Linked DNA regions of Mus musculus: region 1 is linked to region 2. A link is a contact called in ENCODE Hi-C or POLR2A ChIA-PET data. All regions are on one chromosome and are shown on one strand. The core of a region is the stretch at or near the end of the contact, and the rest is flanking DNA. Distances in the headings are between cores, read along the strand shown.

Evidence for each region. A loop is a pair of places that touch in the nucleus more often than their neighbours do. ChIA-PET counts read pairs that join two places held with the same protein, here RNA polymerase II (POLR2A).
Region 1: a loop to region 2 is called in a map of heart, with 11 times the contacts of the local background. The contact joins the promoter of H4c14 here to the promoter of H2ac20 in region 2. A Hi-C loop is called at or near these places in 12 of 37 maps with a recorded cell type or tissue (Patski, adrenal gland, gastrocnemius and 4 more). POLR2A ChIA-PET finds 5 or more read pairs at or near these places in 5 of 5 experiments (Patski and embryonic stem cell).

Annotation. Positions count from the first base shown.
Region 1 is chr3:96,259,966-96,266,756 of GRCm38, reverse strand. H4c14 (H4 clustered histone 14) reads left to right here and starts at 3,440. Exons shown (of 1, transcript NM_033596.3): 1 at 3,440-3,823. The coding sequence starts at 3,453. The coding sequence ends at 3,764.
Region 2 is chr3:96,219,374-96,226,159 of GRCm38, reverse strand. It overlaps H2ac20 (H2A clustered histone 20), which reads left to right and starts at 5,280. Exons shown (of 1, transcript NM_175662.2): 1 at 5,280-5,747. The coding sequence starts at 5,316. The coding sequence ends at 5,705. It overlaps H2ac21 (H2A clustered histone 21), which reads right to left and starts at 6,275. Exons shown (of 1, transcript NM_178213.5): 1 at 5,806-6,275. The coding sequence starts at 6,244. The coding sequence ends at 5,852. H2bc21 (H2B clustered histone 21) reads right to left here and starts at 5,088. Exons shown (of 1, transcript NM_178214.4): 1 at 2,422-5,088. The coding sequence starts at 4,994. The coding sequence ends at 4,614.

The sequences.
Region 1 (6,791 bases), core at 2,191-4,690, 42 kb before region 2:
ACCTATTTATTGAGCCAAATTCATAAGTTAAAATTTACCATACACATTTACACATATACTAAAGGAAACATACAGTGCTGTATATGTTTATGTAATGTACAGCATTGTCTGTATATTTAGCCATTGGCTGGGGATCTTGGACCACTTCCTCTAAGAGGAAGAGAAAGCGGCTGTATTCAGACACAGAGTCCAGGAGTTGTAGGGTTTATTTTAACAGACAGTAAGAAAGTCAAGAGTCTTCCTCTTGTCTAGCTTCTACAATTATACCTGTAAGAGGTTTATACTCTTCAGAAATGAGGATGCTATTGTAGATGTGAATTCTATGGCACGAAACTAGAAATCAAGAAGTAAACTTTGAAGGTTATCAGTGTCTCTTCCAAAAAAAGATAATCCTCGCTGCCCAGGCAAATTTAATCTGTATTCCTTCTGCTGCACATTGCCTTCGTCGACAACCCAGTCATGTCGCTCAGCTGTGCTTGGTGTCTACCCGACACTAGAGTGATATTCATGGGAAATTCTGGATCGAAACTTTGACCAGAACAGGGGTTATGATACAGAAGAAACTGCTTCTCTGCAGTTATTTCTCAGAAATGTCCTGAAGTTTTTCATTAAAAATTACCCCCCCCCAAAAAAAAAAAGGCCAAGCAGGGTATAATGGCACAGAGGCAAGTAGATCCAGGTGAGTTCCAGGACAGCCAGAGCTACAGAGTGAGACCCTGTTTCAGAGAAAACAAACCACATTGCCAGGGCCTAAAGTTTAGAGACAGAGAACTGGGATCTTATTAATTGGGGGTGGGTACAAGAAGCTCAACTTTTTCCATACAGTGAAAAGCAAACAAAAAAAATTAAATGAACTATTAGGCATGTAATATTTTATATGTACTTATATAAACAAATATATATGTATTTTATATATTTGTTTTTAATACAAAAGCATGGACTAAGTTTTGTGTTTGGGCTCAAGAAACCCCAGAGTTAGAGTCAAACACGAACTTGGACCAGGTGAATTTTGGTCTGTTGGCTACTCAGGCTATTTACCTGGTTTGCTTTGATTTTGAATAGTCTGCGACCTAGGACCAAACTAAGAAACCATGGGTATTTGGGACCTTTTTCTTACTCCTTTTTGAGGTGGGCCAGTACCTCCAGTATCCTGCCACTGGATAGAAATCAGTTCAAGTCTCCTTCCTACTGATCAGTCACCATTACTGCCTATACATGACAACTTAGTATAATTAATAGTTCACCGAATGTTCTCAAGTGTAAAAGTATAATACAATATTTCAGAGTTATATAAGGTGTTGTTTAATTCTCATGAGATCTGAAGAAATGTTATCAGTTTTTATTTTAAGGGCTTTTTTTTTTTTTTTTAAATTTAGGGGTTGGTTTTTTTGTTTGTTTTGTTTTTTGCTTTAACCTCCATATTTCTTAGTTGGAATTGAATCTGACAAGAAAAGATAGGCCAAACAGTTGTTTCCTTCTAAATATGTGTATTGAGCGTAAACATGGGAATTCTCAAAAACTGAGTAATTCAAAGAGGGTGGTTAGAATTTGGGGTCCACATACCTAAAGTAGGGGAAAGATGACGGAAGAAGGGACACTTATGGCAAAGTCAAATGACTTTGGGAAATAAATCACCCTTAGGAGAATAGACAGGGACAGGTTAGTCCTGAGACAGCGTCTGTCAGGAGTGGGCTCAGGTCTCACCCCTGAAAAGAGAACAACGTTATTGTTGCCCACCCCTGTCCACACCCCCTTCCCTACTCCCTTCCCACCCCCTTTCCCACTCAGGATTTTCTGCAAACAGGATAAAATATTGATATCTTTTGCAGGTTCCACTCTTAAACAAATCTCAACCCTTCTGCTCAAAATGATTCTCATGTCCGAAGTAGGAGAATATTCTTGATTCCCTTCACCTGAAAAGATGGTAGACTCTGAGTCTGCCTCAGGCCCTGGTACCAAAGCCCTGTCAGCCTGGCACGTGGTTGTTTTATTTTACAAGGAAAGAGGCAAAGGCAGGAGCTGTCCACCCATAAACAACTATTGAGCCTCTACTGCACTTCACCTTAAAAAGAAAGAAGACACAGAAATCACATCCCATTAGGGACATAGTCAAGGATGTGGAGAAGTCCGCACAATACAGAGATATGAAGCAACACAGCTTCCAGGGGTCGCCATGGGAATGAGAAAACAGCGGCTGCGGGATGGAGAGGCTCTGAATTCTAGGGTGCTAGTTTGGGCATGGAGGCATGTCTACAAACAGGATCTATCCATCAAGAGACGTGTATGACTGCCCAGGGTTACTGGGGTAGGAGGGAGCTCTCTTCCCTCTAAGATCTACAATTCACAGGTCTTAGGTTTAAAACATTTGAGTTGAGAGGGGAGTCTGAGCCCCCAGCCTAAGGTGACTCAAAACCTACATCTATCTACATGTCTGGAGCCAGAAAATCTGGATAGAAAAAAGGTGGTGGTGGTGGTGGTGGGGATTCATGAGCACATATAGATGTTAGAATAAAGGAACAGTCAGAACAAGGCCTATCAGATCACTTTAAAAACAAGTCCCAACCAACCCACTACCGTTCTTTCTGATGCAGAATGCTTTCTCAAGATTCTTCTATGGGTGGCCCTGGGAACGACGGACATACTAGAAGTACAGACTCCAGTTCATTTCCCAGGGCGTCACTGTATAAAGCAGACACACACTTGAAAAAGTGAATTTTAGTCTACTGCATAGTAGAGACAGTTTGGAATAACTGAAAACAAAGGGCGGGCCTCAAAGGACTTGTGGAAACGAGCGTAGCAGCATTCCCGGGCTGCTCGGCTAGTCAGCGGGCCTTTGGGTAGAAGAGCGTGGAAACCCACTGACCTCGGTGAAAAGGATCGGCGGCATCCTCAGTTTTCCTATGATCTAGTTTCTGCTTGATCTGAATAATGTGTCTCTATCAACGAAACAGGCGACTGTACGCAGAAACGCCCGCGACCTTTCCCTTCCACACACATTCCTGGGTCCTCTGCTTTCGATTGTCACGCTGGTTACTGGAACTTTTGCTGCGGTTTTTACCTAACAGGAGCTCCGGGCCCTTCAGTGCAGCGCACTCCCCCCTCATCTCTAACTTTCTCTTTCTCCGGTCTTTTGTCTTTTTAGCGTCAGTGCTTTCTAAAGTCTGTGTTATCTCTAAGTTTTATTTGGAGGAATCTGAATTCTCCGAGGGACTTCGGCACCATAATTAAGAAAATCGAAAATAAAAAAATAAAGGCTTGAGACTGTAAGGAACCGGTAGAGGGCAGAGAAGAGAAAAGAAAAACAGGAAGATGATGCAACATCCAGAGCCCGGATAATTTAGAAAGGTTCCCGCCCGCGCGCTTTCAGTTTTCAATCTGGTCCGATCCTCTCATATATTAGTGGCACTCCACCTCCAATGCCTCACCAGCTGGTGTTTCAGATTACATTAGCCATGTCTGGCAGAGGAAAGGGTGGAAAGGGTCTAGGCAAGGGTGGCGCCAAGCGCCATCGCAAAGTCTTGCGTGACAACATCCAGGGTATCACCAAGCCCGCCATCCGCCGCCTGGCTCGGCGCGGTGGGGTCAAGCGCATCTCCGGCCTCATCTACGAGGAGACCCGTGGTGTGCTGAAGGTGTTCCTGGAGAACGTCATCCGCGACGCAGTCACCTACACCGAGCACGCCAAGCGCAAGACCGTCACCGCTATGGATGTGGTGTACGCTCTCAAGCGCCAGGGCCGCACCCTCTACGGCTTCGGAGGCTAGACGCCGCCGCTTCAATTCCCCCCCCCCCCATCCCTAACGGCCCTTTTTAGGGCCAACCACAGTCTCTTCAGGAGAGCTGACACTGACTTGGGTTGTACAGGTAATAACCGTGGGTTTAGACTCGGTAAGGTAAAGACGCTAGTTTTCCTTGTGACTCAACGCTACTAGGTGTTCCGCTTTTAGAGCCATCCACTTAAGTTTCTATACCACGGCGGATAGATAGCATCCAGCAGGATAGCTCACACTGGGAATTTTAATTCCTACTTAGTGTGTGAGCTGGTTGTCAGGTCAAGAGACTGGCTAAGATTTTCTTTAGCTGTTTGGAGCAGAATTGCAATAAGGAGACCCTTTGGATGGGATGACCTATGTCCACACATCAAATGGCTATGTGGCTGTGTCCCTGTGTTTCCAATGAGTGGCTGTGCTTGACCGGATATTTGGTATTGTTTCTATGGCCCCACAACCCACCTTTTATCCTTCCTCATCTTCCCAAAAGATTTTCTTCAGGCCATGTTAGAAAGCTAGCTGCCTAGATGGAGGTCACGTAACCCTCTGCGCCAAAAGGCTACGTAAGAGAGACCGGGCGTTGTCCTGCTGCTGATTGGCTCAGTGGAAGAGTTAGGCGTATGGCCTCCTGCAGAATAAAGAGCTGGCAGCAGAAGCTTGGGCCGGACAGGCGGGAGACAAGCAGGGACAAGAACGGAACAGGGATTTAAAGAGACACGTGGTGGGACACAGTGGCAAGAAGTCGGTCGGGTTAGGTAGATGGGTTAGCTGAGGGACTGTCTCAGCAAACAGGCCAACAGCTTTATTGTATCCAGATGTCTCCGGTGTCTTTACAATTAAACACCAAGCAGGACCCCCAAAAGTCCTCGCAAAACTCCTCAGTTTAGGCATGGATCTAGGAAATAGTGGACTGGGATCGAAGCTCTGCTGGGATACAATTGCAACGACATTTTAATGTCCCATAACATAAGCAAGCCAGGTGGTGACAGCTATAATCCCAGCAAGTCAGGGAGGAAACAAGGGTTAGGGGTTCAAGGACCACTTCTGCATGGTTTGGGGGAAAGCCTGAACCACAAGACCCTGTCACAAACAAAACAACAAAACAAAGCAAGCAAGCAAACAAACAAAAAACCCCTTGAGGGTTGGAGAGGGGACTGAGAGGTCCTGAGCTCAAATCTCAGCAACCACATGGTGGCTCACCATCTCTAATAGGATCCGATGCCCTCTTCTGGTGTGACTGAAGAGAGAGGACCAGTGTATTCGTATACATAAAATAAAATCTTAAAAACAACAAAAAGAAAAGAATGTATAGTCAAACAAACAAACACAAAACCAAACCACCGTGAACAATAAGTGAGTGGAGGCACACTATATTATTTAGTGAAAGAAAATCTTAGAAGCCACTCAGGTGTGTGGTGTGTTGGGACCTGTTTAGAAAGAGACTTGCCAAAACATGTGTACCGTTGATCAGATGGTGCATTTTAATTTTGATAAGGCAAAAGCAAATTCTCAACATGGCCAAGAACGCAGTAAGCCATTCTCTATGTATGCATCTATATTCTGTAGCACGCTGATTTGGGTTGAACATGTTATTGGCTGTGGGCTTGTTTTTATTTTATTTTTGCTATTGCATATTAACCTTTTACTCAGGTGAGATGACGTGCAGCCTCTGCATTCCGTTTCACGATCACTTATGAAAATCCAACTTCCAATCGGAGAAGTTGGATTTTAGTGTATATCACCTCGGGTATACTGTGAGGATCACCATAGGAATATAGTTGTGTTGATCCACCTATAATTATTGTGGTTAAAGGAAATACATTTTAGATAACTATATGCAATTGTAAGAAGCATAACTCAGACCATGTTTAATGTGCTCTCCCCCAATGGTAATGTTTTACAAGACCGTATGAGGCAACCAGAAATTGTCTCTGGGAAGAGTCAAGATTCAGAAGCTGGCATCGGCCTTTGCTTATGAAGGAAGAGGGGAAACTGACTTACTAGAGAACACTAGAGTCCCTGGTGAGCCAAGCAACAACGTCCTGATTGGCTCTTTCAGCCAATGGGACCTTAATAGGGAAATTGGTGAAATGCAATGAGTTTCTCCTATTGTACCAATGTTCATTTATTTGGGTTAAAGGCAATGCGTTACATCAGGAGAATCTAAGGGAATGGGATAGAGAATCTCCTTTATTATTGGGATATTTTCTGTAGGCATAATTTTTTTGCAACCTACTTTTAATAAGGGTTCGATCTCTCTTCTAGCGACCACCCAGCAGAGGGAGTGGAAGAGAAAAGTTACTAGGATAAGTGGGAATGCTCAGCAATAGTTCTTTGGGGCAAGCTTGAACTTCTTGGGCAGCAGTTCAGTCCCATAGCAAACACCAAATAAGACTCAGCAGCTGTGGACCAGTCCTCTAGGCAGGCAGACACCAGGCACGAACCAGCAGCTACAGTCCAGTTCTCTCAGCAAGCAGACACCAGACAGCTGTAGTTCAATCCTGAAGAAACCACCAGGCTCTCCAACCTGCCTGAGGCGAGGCCGCTGAAGTGGCAAGCTGCCCAGGAACCTCATGAGCAGTGAGTGGGTGAGTTTCTCTCAATGTCTCACAAGGCGAACCAATATGTGTGTGTGTGTGTGTGTGTGTGTGTGTCTTTAGCGAAAAATACTGAGGCAGAGCAAACCAAACCAATGCTCAGTGCCTGTCTTCCACTGTTTGTGAGGTCACATTTATACTCCTTCATCAAGCATTCTTTCACATGTTCCCTGTATCCAAACATCCTTTCACCTCTGTCTGCTTCAGGAAAACAGTCTTTCATGTGTTTGCTTTAGCAAGACATTCTTTCACCTGTGTGCTCCCTCAAAACATCATTTGGCATAACTAACTTTCCAAAAAACTAGAAGTTTTCACTTCAACTTTTTTTCCCACTCTTTATTCTTTAAATTTTTCATGCATATATATATGTATATATATATATTATATGTATATGTATATATACATATACATATATATATATATA
Region 2 (6,786 bases), core at 4,031-6,530:
GGCCCAACTCCAAAAATTCTTAAATTAATTAGTGACACTACACCTGATAATGCTTCTGAGTGTAAGAGAAAGAAATGGCCTAGAGGCCATTAATGTTACTATTGAGAGACATTTATAAATGTACACATTCCCAATCAAACACGCTGAAGCTGATTGAACCTAGCGGCCCTAATCACAATGGCAATCTTTTCGTTAAAGGGCAATTTCTGAAGATAAATAAGGACTAAATAGAATAAAAAGAACACTGGAGCTCAGGCCCTTCTGCTGAGAATTAGGATCTAAGTGTTTCCCTCCTTTTCTCTTGCTATTGCTTTGTTGTTTGCTTGCTTTTGTCACATGACAACTTTACTGATAGGAAACACAGTCACACCCAGCAGACAAGGCTTTTCTGTCATCTCCTCTCACACAGTCACCTACACTGTCACACACTTCTTCAGCTTGAGTCTTTCAGGCTACTCCTCAGCTACAGTGGTGGGGCACTCCTACCTTCTTCCCTAAGACAATGTGGCATGATGGCTTTCCTCTTAAAGGCACAGGAGTGCACAGATCACAAGTGAAATGGGACGTGCTGTGTCATTTCATGCTTCACCAAGCAAAGCTGAGGCAGTTTATTCCCCGACAGAGGAGGTTTGTGAACAAAGTGAGGGGGTCAGGTTTGTGTTGGAGAGGACTCACACCAGCATGGAGGGTGGTAGAGCAGCTTTGGTGAAGGTAACCCTCCCCCCACTTTGATAGAATAGGTATGTGTGTATGCTTCCCTCCCCCTCAGTTCCTTTTCAACTAAGGGTAGGAAACTTACTGTGCTTCTCTGTGGGATCATCATGGCCCAAAGTTGGGGGTATAATCAAAAAATTGGGGAAAGCAAGAGAAAGTACAGGAGTTGCGGGAAAGACTAGGGCAACAGGGTTTACAATTATATTGTAGATAGAAAAAGATTCTGATATGTGTGCCACAAGTGAACTCTAGCATAATCTCTGATTATGCTAGAGTCAGAGGTGGTGGCTGCCTTCTGGAGTCCAGCACTTGGGTGGCCTGGAAGGAGTGGGGGTCCCTGCAGGATTGATGCCAGTCTGAGCTACATATCAAGACTTTGTCTCAAAATAACCAAAAGGCGTGTGTTGGATTGCAACTCTACCACTTGATAGATGATCCCAGACAAACCGTTTAAGCTCTCCAAGGCTGTTTCCACCATTTGTAACATAAAGACAACAATGAAACATAACCTAAAGGGTAGCTGTGGAGAGTAGACTGCAACAATGGAAACCACTAAGCAGAGGACGGGCATAGTCAGATGGTCAATAAGTTCAACTGGGGGTTGGGGGGACTTACTGTGCTTCTCTGTGGAATTATCATTGCCTAAAATTGGGGTACATTCAAAAAGAAAAGGAGAAAGTACAGGAGAGGACTAGGGCAATTATTTTTATAGCAATTGTTTTAACCTAAGGAAAGGAAATAAATGGGAGAGAGGTGTATTGTGAGATCTCACTGTATTGATAATTTCTCCTCTAGGGTAAAAACACCAGATTCTATTAATACTCTCTTTACCTGTGTCTGCCACAAGACCATCATACAAACACAAGAGAAGCCCCAAATAAGCCTCCAAGCCTCTTGTGCTGGTGAGAGGTTCTGAGCTGGTGAAATACTTCCCCCCACAACCCCTCCCTCTGGCTGGAGCTGTGGCCTCTGGGATGGAAAGTCAGACTCCCCAATTCCATTCCCAAGGTTAGCCACCACCTTCTGGATCTCCATGCAGGGTGCATCTCTAAAGCAGAGAGGGTAACGTGTGGATACTTCAACCCCTTCTACCCAAATGAGAGGCGGGGTCAAGGTTTTCGGGGAGCAATCCTACCATCTCAAGTCCTGTAAAACTAAACTGGGGACTTGAGAAAACTAAACTCTCTAAACAGTTTATGAGGAAAAGCAGTGTCATGCCTGTTCCCTTAGCTATAAAACGGGAGATGATAATGGGACTTACTCCATAAAGTTCCCAGTGAAGATCAAATGAGCCAATATTTTGAGAGGGCTTAGAACACTCCCTAGCACAGGTGTTGGCTAAACTACCAGGGATTCTATTTCACGCTCTCTTGTTTGTAATACTTTTTATTTGTGGTCATTATTTCTCAATCTCGAGGCATTAACAATGGCCATGCCGTAGATATTCTAACCCCAATGCACCTCTGAAGTAATGCCCAGCTAGAAGCAGGTGTGTGCTTTAATGTACTGGGGGTTGAACCTAAGGCCTCAGGGCGTTCTGGCCAAACCTTCCGAGCTACACCCCTAAGCTCTGACTAATGGCTTATAAATCCTTCAAATCAAAGGCACCCAGCTTTTCCACAAGCCCAACCACAAATGGCTATATCTACTCATTTTATTTTTTTTTTGAGAAAATTAATTGCACAGAAAACAATACAGCAAAGATTTGAAACTAATCGGTAACTTTATTAATAATAATAACAGTGTCTACCCACTTGAAAATGCACATGCAGTGAATGGATTTATTCGATCTATGACAATGTTTGGAACTCTCTTTTGGATCCACAAAGCTCCTGCAATCAGCTCCAATAACCCTTACCACAAAGCAGAATTGAGAAAGCAATCAGACCATCAAGAATCTTCACCAACAAAATCAAGACTTCAAAGGAAAAACTCAGTATGCTACACTCCCCACAAAAGAAAACCAAGGCCGTTGTCTTCAGGTAGGAGACAAGAGTGGATGGTATTGGTGCAGGGGTTGGCCTACGGACCTCCCTATTTAGCTTCTACTACCTTCACTATTCGCTCCATAACCTACCTATCCTGTAGACCCTCTGAAATGTAAATGATTGGGACAATTGTAAATTGGAAGTTCATCTTAGTAGAGGATAGAAAAATTAAGAATGGGGATGGTGGCAGTAAAATGTCTCTCTCCCAAAGGCCAATGCTCCATTTAATACAAACCCAAGAGCTTCCTCTAAATTGTCAAAATTAAGGGAACTATTACGGCCAGTCCCTAGTAAACACACACACACACTCGAACACAAACACATGGCTTACTGGAGTTCAATGGCTGGGGTTCAATGGCTGTCACCCAACGGAAGGTCCAATAATCCAGTAGTTGTTCAGTCCACAAGGCTGGGTGTCTCAGCCGGTCTTCAGTGTATGGCAGAATCCCAAGTAAGTAGGGCTCTAATGCCAGTTCAGGAACAGACTTGCCATCTCCAGCAAGCAGGCAAAGAACAAGCTTCCTTCTTCCATGTCCTTAATAGAAGCTGCCAGCTGGCGTGGCCCAGATTAAAGGTGGGAAAGAACCAGATTAAAAATGGTTCTTCTCATTTCAAATTATGGAACTAAGAAAAAATAAATCCCTCACAGGTGCACCCAGCTGCTTGGGCTAAGAACCAAGAACAGCTACCACAGTAACGATAACTAAAGACAAATTTGGGAAAAAAATCCCCAAAACATTTCCTTTCCAACGTGTCTTCACATACATCAAATGGACAAGGCCTCTGCCACCCCCGCCTTAATATAAAAATTAATTCAATAAGTAATTTTAAAAAGCAGTGATATAGGCCCCTTGGTCTTGCAAACTTTATATGCCTCAGTACAAGGGAACACCAGGGCCAAGAATGGGTGGGTAGGGGAGTGTTGTGGGGAGGGTAAGGGGGACTTTGGGATAGCTTTTGAAATGTAAATGAAAATACCTAATAAAAATATATTTTAAAAAAAGCAGTGGTATAAAAATGAATTCAATAAGTAATTTTAAAAGTAGCATCTGCTGTGGTTGAGGCACTGGTGGGCTCTGGAGGTATAAAACTGTCAGACCCAGCTTGATCAGCAACAGTGTAAATAAGAAAGCAAAGGGAACTTGAGACAACTTCTCCTGGAGACACGACAGGAGGGAAAAAGCTAATTCCTGCGTGTGTGGATTCGAAAGATCGCTTCATGAGCCCAGAGAAGCAGCAGTAGCCTGCGGTAATCTGGCACTGCAGAGGTTAAAGCAAAGAATTAAAAGGAAAAACAAAAACAGAACAAAACAAACCAAGCAAGCCTCGAACAGGGATTTTAAAGCCTGATAGAGAACCATAACCGACTTCTACCAAATCGGCAGCAACGTGGAACATTCGTGTTTGTAAATCAGTAAATTAGAGGGACACCACCCTAAGTACCCCGTAACCGCTGGTGCCCAGGACACAAGTAAAGGGACAGAGCGGTTTCAGTTGTAGATGGCTGGTACCCAGCATTCGCCGACACAGTCTTAGCTGTGTCCTGGAGCCCTCTATTCGCCAGGGTAAGGAAACCATCTCACTTTAAGTCGACAAGTAAATGGTACCCCAAAAGCCTAGAACACGGAAACCGGGCCCAGAGACCCACCTCCATTATCCTAGTCTAAAAAGAACTCCAAGAAGCTAAGTAGGGTGCAGCAAACTGCAAACAGATACCCACAGGGGAACTCAAAACCACAAAGGCTTAAAACTTCTGAAGTGTACCCTTTTCAAGACCCTTGGAGTAACTTTGGAATAGGAACTAGAAACTAATGCAAGTGGCAAAGCTCTCTTCTGATTTGAGCGGGTGACTCACTAAAAGAGACTTTAAAAGATCAAAGGGGCCAGCGAGCGCCTCATCCAGGGAGGCCTCTACTTGGCGCTGGTGTACTTGGTGACGGCCTTGGTGCCCTCCGACACGGCGTGCTTGGCCAGTTCTCCGGGCAGTAGAAGGCGCACCGACGTCTGGATCTCCCGCGATGTGATTGTAGACCGCTTGTTGTAATGCGCCAGGCGAGAAGCCTCGTTTGCTATGCGCTCAAAGATGTCATTGACAAACGAGTTCATGATGCCCATGGCCTTGGACGAGATGCCGGTGTCCGGGTGCACCTGCTTCAGCACTTTGTACACATAGATGGAGTAGCTCTCCTTGCGGCTGCGCTTGCGCTTCTTGCCATCTTTCTTTTGCGCCTTGGTGACAGCCTTCTTGGAACCCTTCTTGGGAGCCGGGGCAGATTTGGCCAGTTCAGGCATGATTAAAAGCAAACAGTGGAAAACAGTCTAGTAAGTAGAAAATCAACCAGGGACCCGGAGGACTTGAGCCCTTTATGAACGCCTTATGCAAATTAGGTCTCAAAGTACTTTTAATTTCCATTGGCCCATACGCGAAACTTGCGTTTTCAGTACAAGCCTAAAATTTCAGATTTCATTGGACTTCTCAGGGGCCAAATAACCACCAATGAAAAGCTCCCTCCTCACCCCACCCCTAGGAGCGCCTATAAAGGCCTTAGAGACGAATCAACCTAGCTTTACAGAAGTTGTCACCTCGGTGTGTCCTACATTATACTCTAAGTTATGTCTGGCCGTGGCAAACAGGGAGGCAAGGCCCGCGCCAAGGCCAAGTCGCGGTCTTCCCGGGCCGGGCTACAGTTCCCGGTGGGGCGTGTGCACCGGCTGCTGCGCAAGGGCAACTACGCGGAGCGCGTGGGCGCCGGCGCGCCGGTATACATGGCGGCGGTGCTGGAGTACCTAACGGCCGAGATCCTGGAGCTGGCGGGCAACGCGGCCCGCGACAACAAGAAGACGCGCATCATCCCGCGCCATCTGCAGCTGGCCATCCGCAACGACGAGGAGCTCAACAAGCTGCTGGGCAAAGTGACGATCGCACAGGGCGGCGTCCTGCCCAACATCCAGGCCGTGCTGCTGCCCAAGAAGACCGAGAGCCACAAGGCTAAGAGCAAGTGAAACTCAACACGAATCCAAAAAGGCTCTTTTTAGAGCCACCAAATCTTTTACAAAGGAGCTAGCTAACGCGCCAGTTTGTGACCAGCCCTTTGGATGACACTTTGGTGGCTCTTAAAAGAGCCTTTTTGTGTGGAAAGGGATAATAGTTATTTGTTCTTTCCAGGCTTATGACTTTCCGTTTTCTTCGGAAGTAAGACAGCCTGAATATTGGGGAGGACCCCGCCCTGGGCGATGGTGACTCCCCCTAGTAACTTGTTGAGCTCCTCATCGTTCCTCACAGCTAGTTGCAGATGGCGCGGGATGATGCGCGTCTTCTTGTTGTCGCGGGCCGCGTTGCCCGCCAGCTCCAGGATCTCGGCCGTTAGGTACTCCAGCACCGCCGCCATGTACACCGGCGCGCCGGCGCCCACGCGCTCCGCGTAGTTGCCCTTGCGCAGCAGCCGGTGCACACGCCCCACCGGGAACTGCAGCCCGGCGCGGGACGACCGCGACTTCGCCTTGGCGCGGGCCTTGCCTCCTTGTTTGCCACGGCCAGACATGGCGGAATAAGCAATTTCTGCTGCTTTTTCCAAGGGAAGGATATGGAAAGGTGAATTTATAAGATCTATCGGGAGGGGTGAAGGAAAAGTAGCTTGATTGGCTTAAAATGGAGCTGTCTCCAACAGCCAATGGGAAAGCAGAAGCTAGACTCGGTGGTTTACATCCTGCAGTACAGGAAATGACGAATTTTTTGAAAAAGGAATTTACCAATCGATGAGAGCCACATTTAAAGGCCCTCACTTACATCGTAGGATTTTAAGGGCAGAAGAATTTCGCGGAGCTGTTTATTGTGGTAATTTATAGAGGTTTGTTTTGTTTGCCCAGTTTAGAGCTGAAAAATCTAAACAAACAACCAAGAGCACAAAACTCGAAACACTCCCCTTGAAGTATGGGATTTTGCTCTGTCCCCACCCCCACCCCGGAGCTTTAAATTACTCTCCATGTCTCACACAAGCAGGCTCCGTAAAGGAATTAGGAAAGTTGCTTCGCTTCCTTACCCTTGACAGTGGCTCCCCATCTTTGCCCCTGGGTCGTTTGACCA